Linked DNA regions of Homo sapiens: region 1 is linked to region 2. Evidence: chromatin contacts called from ENCODE Hi-C or POLR2A ChIA-PET data. All regions are on one chromosome and are shown on one strand. Each heading gives the region's core, a stretch centred on a gene start or an enhancer-like site at or near the end of the contact. The rest is flanking DNA. Distances are from core to core; before and after follow the strand shown.

What was found. A loop is a pair of places that touch in the nucleus more often than their neighbours do. ChIA-PET counts read pairs that join two places held with the same protein, here RNA polymerase II (POLR2A). Pooled maps may share reads with other maps.
Region 1: a map of adrenal gland shows a loop between it and region 2 (2.5-fold over the local background). The contact joins two enhancer-like sites. A Hi-C loop is called at or near these places in 1 of 168 maps with a recorded cell type or tissue (adrenal gland), 1 of 37 single-sample maps with no recorded cell type and 9 of 50 pooled maps. POLR2A ChIA-PET finds 5 or more read pairs at or near these places in 3 of 52 experiments (OCI-LY7, WTC11 and activated naive CD8-positive, alpha-beta T cell).

What each region holds. Positions count from the first base shown.
Region 1 is chr15:25,932,335-25,938,828 of GRCh38, reverse strand. The region is part of intron 1 of LINC02346 (long intergenic non-protein coding RNA 2346); the gene reads right to left. Among named protein-coding and RNA genes, the nearest start is that of LINC02346, 33 kb to the right of the region's middle. Within about 2 kb of position 4,993, at least 2 of the 41 ENCODE cell types and tissues checked have a DNase peak (open chromatin) inside an H3K27ac peak, as active enhancers do.
Region 2 is chr15:25,757,987-25,764,398 of GRCh38, reverse strand. The region is part of intron 2 of ATP10A (ATPase phospholipid transporting 10A (putative)); the gene reads left to right. Among named protein-coding and RNA genes, the nearest start is that of MIR4715, 88 kb to the left of the region's middle. Within about 2 kb of position 1,723, at least 2 of the 41 ENCODE cell types and tissues checked have a DNase peak (open chromatin) inside an H3K27ac peak, as active enhancers do.

The DNA of each region.
Region 1 (6,494 bases), core at 3,744-6,243, 170 kb before region 2:
TCACCCTGCCCCCTCCCCCCTCCAAAACTTGGTGGGCCATGCTTCTGGGAGAGTGAAACTCTTCCATTTTATTTATTTATTTATTTTTATTTTTTTGGTTTTTTGGGTTTTTGTTGTTTTTTGTTTTTTTTTTTTTTTTGAGACGGAGTCTTGCTCTGTCGCCCAGGCTGTAGTGCAGTGACGTGATCTCAGCTCACTGCAAGCTCCGCCTCCCGGGTTCACGCCATTCTCCTGCCTCAGCCTCCCGAGTAGCTGGGACTACAGGCGTCTGCCACCACGCCCGGCTAATTTTTTGTATTTTTAGTAGAGACGGGGCTTCACCGTGTTAGCCAGGATGGTCTCGATCTCCTGACCCCTGGATCCGCCCGCCTCAGCCTCCCAAAGTGCTGGGATTACAGGCGTGAGCCACCGCGCCTGGCTGAAACACTTCCATTTTAAAATCATACCATTTCCCTATAGCACATCCCGAATGCTCTCACCCCAGAAGGCAGGAGGGGAGCGCCAGAGCAAGACCCGGGTGCCCATGTGCACAGGGGCACGATGCCCAGCAGGTGGAGGCAACCCACATGTCTATGGAGGGATGAGCGGATATGCACAATGTCTATGCACACAGTGGAGCGTCATTCAACCTGGAAACAGAAGGGAGTTCTGACACATGCTACACTAAGGATGAACACTGAGGACATGATGCTACTGAAATAAGCCAATCACAAAGTAAAATTCCTGTGTGAGTCCACTCACATGAGGCACCTAGAGGCATCAAGCTCATAAAGACAGAGTCTTTGGGGGGGAGAAAAATGGTATTTAATGGGGACAGATTTTCAGTTTTGCAATATTAAAGAGTTATTGAGACTGGTTACACAACAGTATGGAATGTGTTTAATCCCACTGTACTCTACACTTAAAAGATGGCTAAAATCAGTGCTTTGGAAGGCTGAGGTGGGAGGATCACTTGAGGCTAGGAGTTTGAAAGCAACCCAGCAACAGAAACCATGAAATCTCCATCCAAGGAATACCCTCCACAACCTACCCCAAACCAACATGAAAGTGAGGTTGTGTGAAGGTGCGCTTGCTCTTCAGACACCTCAGCACAGTCCTCTAACTTCCTTCCAAGTGGATTGCTATCATCTCTACAAAAATTTAAAAATTAACTGGGCATGGTGGCGTGTGCCTACAGTTCCAGCTACTGGGGAGGCTGAGGTGGGAGGATAGCTTGAACCTGGGAGTTCTTAGGCTGCAGTGAGCTGTGATCACACCACACCGCGGCAGCCTGGGAGGAAGCAAAATCTTGTCTCAAAAGAAACCAAAAAAGGCTAAAATGGTAAACTTTATGTTATGTATATTTTACTAAAATTTAAAAAAAATATTTTTTTAAAAGAATTCTTCAAGGAGTCCTCCCTTAGGATATGATGGGCCTAGAATCAAGATCTCTCTTCCCTTCTGGGGAGTGTTTCTTGTTTCCACCAGGGGCTCATCAGAGGTGGCGTGAAGCAGGACATACACAGAACTGTGAAATCTCCATCCAAGGAATGCCCCCCACATGCTACCCCAAACCAACATGAAAGTGAGGTTGTGCAAAGGGGAGCTTGCTCTTCAGACACTTCAGTGCAGTCCTCTAACTTCCTTCCAAGTGGGTCACAGCATCTGATGCCCTATGGAGCTGGTCCTGCACCTTCCATGTTGGGGGTGTCATAGTCTGTGTGTGCAGCTGTAACAAAATACTGCAGACTGGGTAATTCATAAAGAACAGAAATTTATTCTTTCACAGTTCTGCAGGCTGGGAAGTCCAAGATCCAAGCACCAGCAGGTTCGGTGCCTGGCGAGGGCCCAGGTCTCCGCTTCCAAGATGGTGCCTGTTGCTGCGTCCTCCAAAGGAAAGGAAGGTTGTGTCACCACATGGTGGGAGGCAAAAGGGCAAGCCAGCTGAATGCTCTGTGAGGCCCCTTTTATGAGGGTCTGATCCCACTCAAGAAGAAAGAGCCCTCGTGGTCTAATCACCTGCAAAAGTCCCTCCTCTTAATACTATCACATTGGCCATTAAGTTTCCACACCTGAATTTTGCAGGGGACACATTCAAACTGTAGCAGAGGGCCTCACAGCCAAGCAAAAGTTCACTTGATTAAATATATACATCTTGGTACTGTAATCCTGTTATATATCAAATACAGGCAGAACTGGGGAAAATCAGGATATGTTTTTTGGGGATAAGAAGGATAAAAGTCCAACCTTATGTAGTAAGACATTTTATCCTTAACTGGCCAAATGATAATTCTTCCCTACTGAAATCAGTTACTATATCTATCTATCTATCTATAATCTATCTATCTATCTATCTATCTATCTATCTATCTATCTATCCATCTACTTATCTATCTACCTATCAATCTAAGCTGCTGGCTTAAAATGTGTCTTACTTGAAAGCTCTCTCAGACCACAGTGTGGGACAGAGGCCTCCATGAGTGCTTCTCACACCAGCACAGAACTTTCTATTATTCGTACGTGGAGGATGTCAAGTTTATTCTTATGAAAAGAAATTGTTCGCAGGAAAGTCACAGGTTTTAAGAGAAATGAAATCATGACGCCCATGAGTTGCGCATTTAGAATGCTAGCGGTTTCTTCAGGAGTCTGTGACAAATTGTCGTGTCATCAGGCTATCACATGCTCCATCTGCCTTCCTAGACTCTTACAGAATTCCCAGACCAGGATAGATCCCATTCTCCTTTTCTACATCTTCCCACTGCAAACTCTGGCCTCAGATAAGAATATTGCTTTGGCAGGGGGTGTAATGTTATTAGAAATAAAGTTAATTAGGAAATGTTTGTGTCTAACCTATTGAATATATGAAATATAATTAATTTTCTGTATCAACTCTTAGAACTGTGAATTGAGTGGCAGGGATGAGGATGAGCTCACAGTAGGCTGGGTATGCACTTTGCCTTCTGGGATTCAAAGAAGTAGGTCCATGCTGTCAGGGCCCAAGCTTTGCTCTCCGTCTCTTGCTGCCCGGACATCTCTTTCCCCTGCTGTGTCCCTTGGACTGTCCTGGGACAGCATCCTCAAGCCCTCCCCGTCTTCCATTTCTGCTGTGCCTCATTAATCGCAAGGAAGCCCATTCACCTCCATGCAGCCAATCAGCACTTAGCCTTTCTTTCTTTCTTTCTTTCTTCCTTCCTTCCTTCCTTCCTTCCTTCCTTCCTTCCTTCCTTCCTTCCTTTCTTTCTTTCTTTCTTTCTTTCTTTCTTTCTTTCTTTCTTTCTTTCTTTTCTTTTTTTTTTTTTGAGACAGAGTCTCACTCTGTGGCCCAAGCTGGAGTGCAGTGGCATGATCTTGGCTCACTCCAACCTTTGCCACTGGGGCTCAAGCGATTCTCCTGCCTCAGCCTCTCAAGTAGTTGGGACTACAGGCACACGGCATCACACCTGGTTAATTTTTTTGTATTTTTAGTAGAGACAGGGTTTCACCCTGTTGCCCTGGGTGGTCTCGAACTCCTGAGGTCAGGAAATCCACCCGCCTCAGCCTCCCAAAGTGCCAGGATTACAGGCATGAGCCACCATGCCCGGCCCTCTTCTTAAATGCTTCTAGTGTTTGATGACTATTAGATTTTGGTGAATATTAGATTTTGACACATAGCATGCATGTTCTAACATCTCAGAACCATTTTTTTTGAATCAAAAACAAATTTAAAGGAAGGGATATGATATTTTTTCCAATAAAAACAGGAAAATGGACTTGGCAGTGGCTGCCTGCTAGGCAGTAAGTGATTGAAGAGTGACTTCATTTCAGAAACATAGCTGCTTTCATCTTTCAGTAAATGAGTCTAAGACCTTTCTCAGGGCACATGCATAAAATAAGGCTAGACATTTTTATAAAACTTACGTCTTTATTCAAACTACAGGAAAAGAATCCAAATGGAAAGCAAGGCAGTGTTCTTCAGGCTAAGGCTTTTTTTTTTTTTTTTTTTTTTTTGAGACGGAGTCTCGCTCCACTATTGCCCAGGCTGGAGTGAGTGCAGTGGTGTGATCTCGGCTTACTGCAAGCTCCGCCTCTCGGGTTCACGCCATTCTCCTGCCTCAGCCTCCCGAGTAGCTGGGACTACAGACCCCCTCCACCACACCCGGCTAATTTTGTTTTTCGTATTTTTTAGTAGAGACGGGGTTTCACCATGTTAGCCAGGATGGTCTCGATCTCCTGACCTCGTGATCCGCCCACCTTGGCCTCCCAAAGTGCTGGGATTACAGACATGAGCCGCCACACCTGGCCAGGCTAAGCCATTTTTATTGAGCATTTACCCCTAGAGGGAGTTCTACAACCCACTAAAGGCCAGGCCTGACTGCATCCTCCCAATTCCCTGTTGTCAAGAAACGCTGGGCCGGGTACAGTGGCTCACGCCTGTAATCCCAACACTTTCGGAGGCCGAGGCAGGCGGATCACTTGAGGTCAGGAGTTCAAGACCAACCTGGCCAATATGGTGAAACCCCTTCTCTACTAAAAACACAAAAATTAGCTGGGTGTGGTGGAGCATGCCTGTAATTCCAGCTACTCGGGAGCCTGACCGATGAGAATTGCTTGAACCTGGGCAGCAGAGGTTGCAGTGAGCTGAGATTGTGCCACTGGGCGACAAAGTGAGACTGCCTCAAAAAAAAAAAAAAAAAAGAAAGAAAGAAAAAGAAAAGAAACCCTGTAGCTAGCGATGTAAGTCGTGCGCCACTAGCTGGCACTGTCGCTCACAGCACACTGCAGGCCTCTGCACCTTTTGCCTCCCTGAGAAAGGCAAAGAAGAATCCCAGTTTACCACGGTGTCCTGTGCTGCTCAGCCTCCGAGTCGTGTCCCTCCCATCAGAGGCCTTCCACGGAGCTCAACCCCTCCCTAGGGCTTGGAGGACGGTGGCAACAGACGAATCTACATACGGGCCTGGCATGTGCGGGCTGGATCAGCTGGAGTTTGAAGGAGAGAATCCGATTCAAAAGAGAGCAGGGGAAGTGGTACCGAGAGAAGCAAGGCAGATGGCAGCGCAGAGTCTGAGAGCGGGAGGGGGCACTTTCAGCCTCAGGAGACGCTCCTGGCAGAGGGCTAGGGCCTGAGATGGGGCAGGGGGCGGGCAGAGAGTGGCTTCCTTCTTCCCTACTGTTTTCCTCCCTCCCTCCCTTCCTTTCTGCCCCCTCGGGGCAGCCAGTGCACAGAGCTCTGCCACCGTCCTTCAGGTAACACTTCACATTACCCTCTCCATGTGGCCTCAGTTAACACATGGTATGTAAAACAAGGAGTTGAGATGAGACCTCTACCGAATTATAGTCATACTCTGTCACAGTCCTCGTGGCACCTTTTCTTTGTAGAGTCGGAACAAGACCCAGAGTATATGGGATGATGAAACCTGAGCATCAGGGTGGCAGGAGCTGTCAGTTAGGAGTGAAGGCAGAGAGAGAGGGACAGACACCACCACCCACCCCACCGCAGTGCAGTCAGTGAAGGCAGGGGGATGGGCTGACTCAATGCATTCACCCAGTGAGTGGGTCGCTCTAAAATACTCATCATTGTTTTCCAGGGCAATATTAGCATTGGCAGCTTTTAAGAGCACCTGAGAATCTGCTCAGAGCATGTGTATCACTGCCTGACTCCTAAACCATGGGATGATTTAGGAGACGTGAGTGATGTGCCCAAGGGTGAGAGTTGAAGGAGAAGGGGGCGGAGACTGTGTATTCCCTGACATTCCCCATTCCCAGTCAGCTCGGGGATCATAAGCTTTGGTGACAGCCTGTGAGCGGTGCCCTGGGAGCCACATTTGCTTTCGCAGTACTATGCTTTGCTAATGTTTGGGAGGGGGACAGCTAACACGTCACACATGTGACAGCCCGGCTGTGCACCGGGACAATCCCCCTTCCAGGCCAGGAAACAAGTGGGTTCTATAAAGGACACTGAACACATTCCTCTGGAGTGGAGCAAGGTGCTTTTCAGTTTTGGCAGCCCAAGGACGAAAAAGCCCAACCACATCCTGCAGTGGAGGAGAGACGGAAAGTCAAATTTAGGGATTCACTCTCACTCCGCACAGGCATCCCCAAGACAAATGGACAATTGTAGTGTTATTTTAAGATTTAAAATTTTCCAGAGTTCTGAAACACCTTTGAGAACTTTCAAAGAAAGCTATTTCTGTCCTTTGAAGGTTAGGCCAACATTTACACTTCTACCTGAATTGTCCAGCTTCTGGCATAGTTAAGCACTTCCCAGCTTCTCCAGAGAAAGCTATGTTCATGATGAGAAAGTTCTTATTGTGCGGTGATGTGAGGTGACACTGCTGGGGGTGGGCAGAGCCCCAGAGAGACTGTTAGAGATCACATGTTTCCACAGGGGTCCTGAAGACGTGCAGAGGTGGAATAAGATCTCCCGTTGGGCTTCTCCCTCTCCACCGACACACTCTAAGCTCCTTGAGAAGGCCTAACATTGGTGTGGAAACCATATCTTCATACTTCTGTGGGTCACAGCCAAATTTATACATGAA
Region 2 (6,412 bases), core at 474-2,973:
ACTAGGTTTTAACATATACATGGGGGACTCAAACACATACATTCTAAGGGCTAAGTTTTAACATATACATTTTGGGGGACTCAAACCTGCCATCTGTAGCAGGGAACATCCTGAGTCCTGGAAGCCCGCGCTGCACGGTGCACCTTAGGTTGGAAAGCTCTTTGCCCAGGATTCCTCATTTTCGTAAGTCTTTGTCGGGTCAGTGGAATAACAGCATCAGCCTCACTCGGTGCCTTGAAGAAATGCAGAGTCCCAGGCCCTGCCCAGATCCACTGAGGCAAGGATCTGCATTTTGACAAGATCCTGGGGGATTCATGTGCCCATTGGAGACTGAGAAGCCCTGCATTGCATGGGTGTCACCTGGACATAATGAGGCATATTCTTCTCTAATTGTTGTCCTTGGTTTTGCATGCAAGTGGGATAATCCGCTTCTGTGATCTTGCTTTCCTGACATAGTTGATATTTTCATACTTCACTAATCAAGCACTTAAAAGAAGACACAGAGAGGTTATCTTTTACAAAAAAATGTACTTTTGAAAAGCTCTAAATAAAATAAAATGAAACGGTGTTCTCCTATAGATATAATTTTAGGGATGCTTTATTTCCATTGCTTATTGATTGATCCACAGGGGAGGAGCTTATAACTGGCCAGCTCTCATCTGCAAAGTAGTTAATTATTAACAGCACTTATTTGCACTGATCCTGTGCTTCCTGGAGTGAATCATTTTACAGCAGGTGCTGCAGAATCAGTGTCTTGCTGTGTCCTGGTCTTCATTAATCTGCAGCCTGTGTTCCTCCAGCTTTTCCAAATAATGACAGAGGACAGACATTCACAGAAACAATCTTTAATCCGGGCACCCTGTGGCCCACTCAAGTTGACACATGAAATTAACACTCATGTGCGTGGAAGCCTCTCAGAGGCATCCTTCTGGGAGCCCAGTACTGGAAGGGATGCTGGAGAGCCAACTTCACCAGGAGGAAGTGAGTCTGGATGCAGGGGGAGGAGCCTGGCCATCTGCTGTCGTTTGGGATGAGTCGGACTCACTGGTTGCTGATATTCAAGACCAACAGATGAGCGGATGTTAAATTAGTGATCTAGAATTAAAAGGATGCCCAGTCCCAGTGAAAATAATTTATTTCAAGAATTCCATGGGCAAGCAATTTAGGCACGTAAAATAACACCCTTATTCTCAGCAGGTTAATTTTGCTCGAGAATGAATTGAGTGCAGGTGGAGGAGCAATTATTTTCTTACAAAAATAAGCTTCCCTTTCCCTAAGTTGAAAATAGCCTTGGATAAGTCAGATGACAGTAGTTTCTTAAAGACAGGCAGTTCATTAACTGGTTGTTTTTAGCTGCTCAGTAAGAGTCTTTCAAAAAACCAAAAGTTTGGGAAAATGTGTGTCACTTGAAAAAAACACATTGTTAATTATCGGTTGAAAACTTTAGCTGCCCTTTCGTTTTTTAAACAGCCTTATTGAGGTCTGACTGACATAAAATAAACCACACATATTTAAAATGTATAATTTGGCCAGGCTCATGCCTGTAATCCCAAAGTTTTGGGAGGCCGAGGTGGGAGGATCACTTGAGGCCAGGAGTTGGAGACCAGCCTGGGCAACGTAGCAAAACCTTGTCTCTACAGAAAATTTACAACTTAGCTGGGCATGGTGCCACACGCCAATTCCTAGCTGGTTAGGAGGCTGAGGCTGGAGGATCCCTGGAGCCCAAGAGTTCTAGTTTGCAGTGAGCTATGATTGTGCTGCTACACACTAGCCCAGGCAATAGAGTGAGACCCTGTCTCTAAAATAATAAATAAATAGGCTTGGGCACAGTGACTCATGCCTGTAATTCTAGCACTTTGGGAGGCCAAGACGGGAGGATCACGTGAGCCCAGGAGTTTGAGACCAGCCTTAGCAACACAGTGAGACACAGTCTCTACAAACATTTTTCTTTCGAATTTGCCGGGCGTGGTGGTGCATTCCTGTAGTCCCACCTACTCGGGAGGCTGAGGCAGAAAGATTTCTTGAGGCCAGAAGATCAAGGCTGCAGTGAGCCATGATTGTGCCACTGCGTTCCTGTATTAGTCTACTCTCAGACTGCTAATAAAAACATACCCAAGACTGGGTAATTTATAAAGGAAAGAGGTTTAACTGACTCACAGTTTGGCATGGCCGGGGAGGCCTCTTGAAACTTATAATCATGGCTGAAGGGGAAGTAAACATGTCATTCTTTATATGGTTGACAGGAAGGAGAAGTGCCGAGCAAAAGGGGGAAAAGGCCCTTATAAGACCATCAGATCTCATGAGAACTCACTGTCACGAGAACAGCATGGGGGGAACCGACCCCTGAGTCATTTACCTCCCACCGGATCCCTCCCACAACATGTGGGGACTACGGGAGCCACAATTCAAGATGAGATTTTGGTAGAGACACAGCCAAACCATATCATTCCACCCTACCCAAATCTCACGTCCTCACATTTCAAAACACAGCCATGCCTTTCCAACAGTCCCCCAAAGTCTTAATTCATTCCAGCATTAACCCAAAAGTCCAAGTCCGAAGTCTCATTTGAGACAAAGCAAGTCCCTTCTGCCTATGAGACTATAAAATCAAAAGCAAATTAGTTACCTCCTAGATACAATGGGGGAACAGGCACTGGGTAAATATAGCCATTCCAAATGGGAGAGGTTGGCTAAAACAAAGGGGCTACAGGCCCCATGCAAGTCCAAAATCCATAGGGCAGTCATTAAATCTTAAAGCTCCAAAATGATCTCCTTTGACTCCATGTCTCACATCTAGGTCACACTGATGCCAGAGGTGGGCTGCCATGGCCTTGGATAGCTCCACCCTTGTGGCTTTGCTGGGTACAGCCCCACTCCTGGCTGCTTTCACAGCTGGCGTTGAGTGTCTGTGGCTTTTCCAGGCACTTAGTGCAAGCTGTCCGTGGATCGACCATTCTGGGGTCTGGAGGACGGTGGCCCTCTTCTCACAGCTCCACTAGGTGCTGCCCCTGTGGGGACTCTGTGGTAAGTGTGAGTCAATTAACTCTCTTTCCTTTATAAATTACCCAGTCTCGGGTATGTCTTTATTAGCAGTGTGAGAACAGACTCATACAGTAAATTGGTACTGAGAGTGGCCCCGGACAACCACTGATCTTCTTTCAGTCACTGCAGATTATTTTGAATTTTTAAGAGATAGAAATGGAATAATACAGTGTGTCCTTTTTTCGTCTGACTTTTTTCTCTCAGTATAAATATTTTGAGATTTATCCAAGTTGTAGGTATTCATAGTTTATTTCTTTTTATTGAGAGTAGTATTTGGTTGAGATATATAGTATAGCTCAACTATGTATCTTTTGGATTCATTCATCTGTTGATAGACATTTGGGTTGTTTACAATTTTTGGTTGTGATACATAAATGTGCTATAAAAATTCATATAAAAGTCTTTGCAAAGACTTAGTCTTTCATTCTCTTAGACACATCTCTTAGATAAATCCAGAGGTGGAATGGCTGAAACATATGGTAGGCACATGTTTTATATATGTATGCTTGTATGTATGTATGTATGTTTCAGTCACCAGGCCGGAGTGCAGTGGCACGATCATAGCTCACTGCAGCCTCAAGCTCCTGTGTTCAAGCCATCCTCCTGCCTCAGTCTCCCAAAGTGCTGACATTACATTCATGAGCCACCGTGCCCAGCTCCATGTAATTAATTCCTGCTGTGAACTTGCTTAGCACAAGCCCATCAGTTTTGTGCTATTATAGTTTTGGAAATTCAGTCCAATGCTATGAACTCAAAATTATTAGAAACTATATACTTGTCAGAGTTTTTTTCATTCTTTCCATTCTTTCCATGAACTGCCCTGAAGACATAACACTTGAAGATTGTAAGTGCTTGCAAGTAACTTTCAGAAAGGCATTGGAATAAAGCAATTGCTATGAACACCAAGGCTTAAAATGGCTATGGCAATGCAGTTGACAAGGAAATTTGGTTATTCGTGAACCATAATTATGACTGATAGCATTTATATGAAGACATAGGTTTCTAGGAACTTTATACAATTTTGGAACATCTATTAATAACACATCCATATAACTGTCACTCGAAGGCTAAACATCATTCCATGTTTTGACAGTGCTTCCCATATAATTTAAAATATTCGATAAGCCCATGTTGGCTTAATCTCTTTGTTTTACAGTTCCTTTTAGAAGTTCCAGGGCTTTCTGGAATGTCCTAAAGTTAATTTCGGTCAAAAGTTTTTTGAAAAGTTTGTCAAATATCCAAGGTTTAAATTACATAGCTACTCAGGGAGGCTGAGGCAGGAGAATTGCTTGAACCCAGGAGTTGGAGGTTGCAGTGAGCCGAGATCGCGCCACTGCACTCCAGCCTGGCGACGGAGTGAGACTTCATCTCAAAGAAAAAAAAAAAAATTACATGATCAGATAGGAACACAGATCACTGTGAAATAAAACCAAAGTGACAGAAGATTTCAAAGATACAAAGCACAAGAAATTATCTTGATTAAACATAGAATCAGTTTCCTAGGCCAGCTACCTAAAAGGTAAAGAAAAACTTTTCACTATTTTTTTTTTTTTTTGAGACAGGGTCTCCACCCAGGCTGGAGTACAGTAGTGTGATCTCAGCTCACTGCCACCTCCACCTCCCAGGCTCAAGCGATTCTCCACCTTAGCCTCCTGAATAGGTGGGACTACAGGCATGTGCCACCATGCTCGACTAATTTTCTTAAAAACTTTGTGTAGACATAGGAACTCACCATATTGCCCAGGCTGATCTCGAACTCTTGGTCTCAAGCAATCCGCCCACCTTGGCCTCCAGAAGTGCTGGGATTACAGGCCTGAGCCACCACACCTGGCCCACAGTTTTCTATTAAGGGCAGAGCAATGCTCCAAGAAAACCTTGTTCTAACACAGAGGCTCAAACTCCTCCCTCCCATCAGTGTACTTTTCATACTAATGCTCAGTTTTTTAAAAACTTAAATTTTCTAATTTTAGTCAATCTGATCACACATAAAATTATTTTCATGAGATTAATCTTGCACAAACCTACATCTTGCTTAAACCTTCCATTTTGTCCTATGCCTTCTACCTGAGGATAAAAATTTACTTGCCTTTTCCCTTTATCATTTTGTTATATATATTGTTATATATAAAGTTTTGGTGCCACAAAAGAAATAGCACTCGAATATAAAATGTTCCTTTTAATTCTCAGCAAGGCAAGTTACTTCTATATAGAAGGGTGCGCCCTTACAGATGGAACAATGGCGAGTGCACATTTGGACAAAGGAGGGGAAGGGGTTCTTATCCCTGACGCACGTGGCCCCTGGTGCTGTGTCGGTCCCCCATTGGCTAGGGTTAGATCGCACAGGCTAAACTACTTCCAATGGGCTAATTTAAAGAGACTGACAGGGTAAGTGCTTTGGCGGGAGTCAGGGGAGAGCAGATAGCAGGTGATCAGAATGAGTTAGGGTGGAGCAGGTGATCAGAATGAGTAAGGGTGGAGCAGGTGGTCGGAATGAGGGTGGAGCAGGTGATCGGAATGAGTTAGGGTGGAGCAGGTGGTCGGAATGAGTTAGGGTGGAGCAGGTGGTCGGAATGAGTTAGGGTGGAGCAGGTGATCGGAATGAGTTAGGGTGGAGCAGGTGGTCGGAATGAGGGTGGAGCAGGTGATCGGAATGAGTTAGGGTGGAGCAGGTGGTCGGAATGAGTTAGGGTGGAGCAGGTGGTCGGAATGAGTTAGGGTGGAGCAGGTGGTCGGAATGAGTTAGGGTGGAGCAGGTGATCGGAATGAGTTAGGGTGGAGCAGGTGGTCGGAATGAGTTAGGGTGGAGCAGGTGGTCGGAATGAGTTAGGGTGGAGCAGGTGATAGGAATGAGTTAGGGTGGAGCAGGTGGTCGGAATGAGTTAGGGTGGAGCAGGTGATAGGAATGAGTTAGGGTGGAGCAGGTGATCGGAATGAGTTAGGGTGGAGCAGGTGGTCGGAATGAGTTAGGGTGGAGCAGGTGATTGGAATGAGTTAGGGTGGATCAGGTGGTCGGAATGAGTTAGGGTGGAGCAGGTGGTCGGAATGAGTTAGGGTGGAGCAGGTGGTCGGAATGAGTTAGGGTGGAGCAGGTGGTCGGAATGAGTTAGGGTGGAGCAGGTGGTCGGAATGAGTTAGGGTGGAGCAGGTGGTCGGAATGAGTTAGGGTGGAGCAGGTGGTCGGAATGAGTTAGGGTGGAGCAGGTGATAGGAATGAGTTAGGGTGGAGCAGGTGGTCGGAATGAGTTAGGGTGGAGCAGGTGGTCGGAATGAGTTAGGGTGGAGCAGGTGGTCGGAATGAGTTAGGGTGGAGCAGGTGATCGGAATGAGTTAGGGTGGAGCAGGTGATAGGAATGAGTTAGGGTGGAGCAGG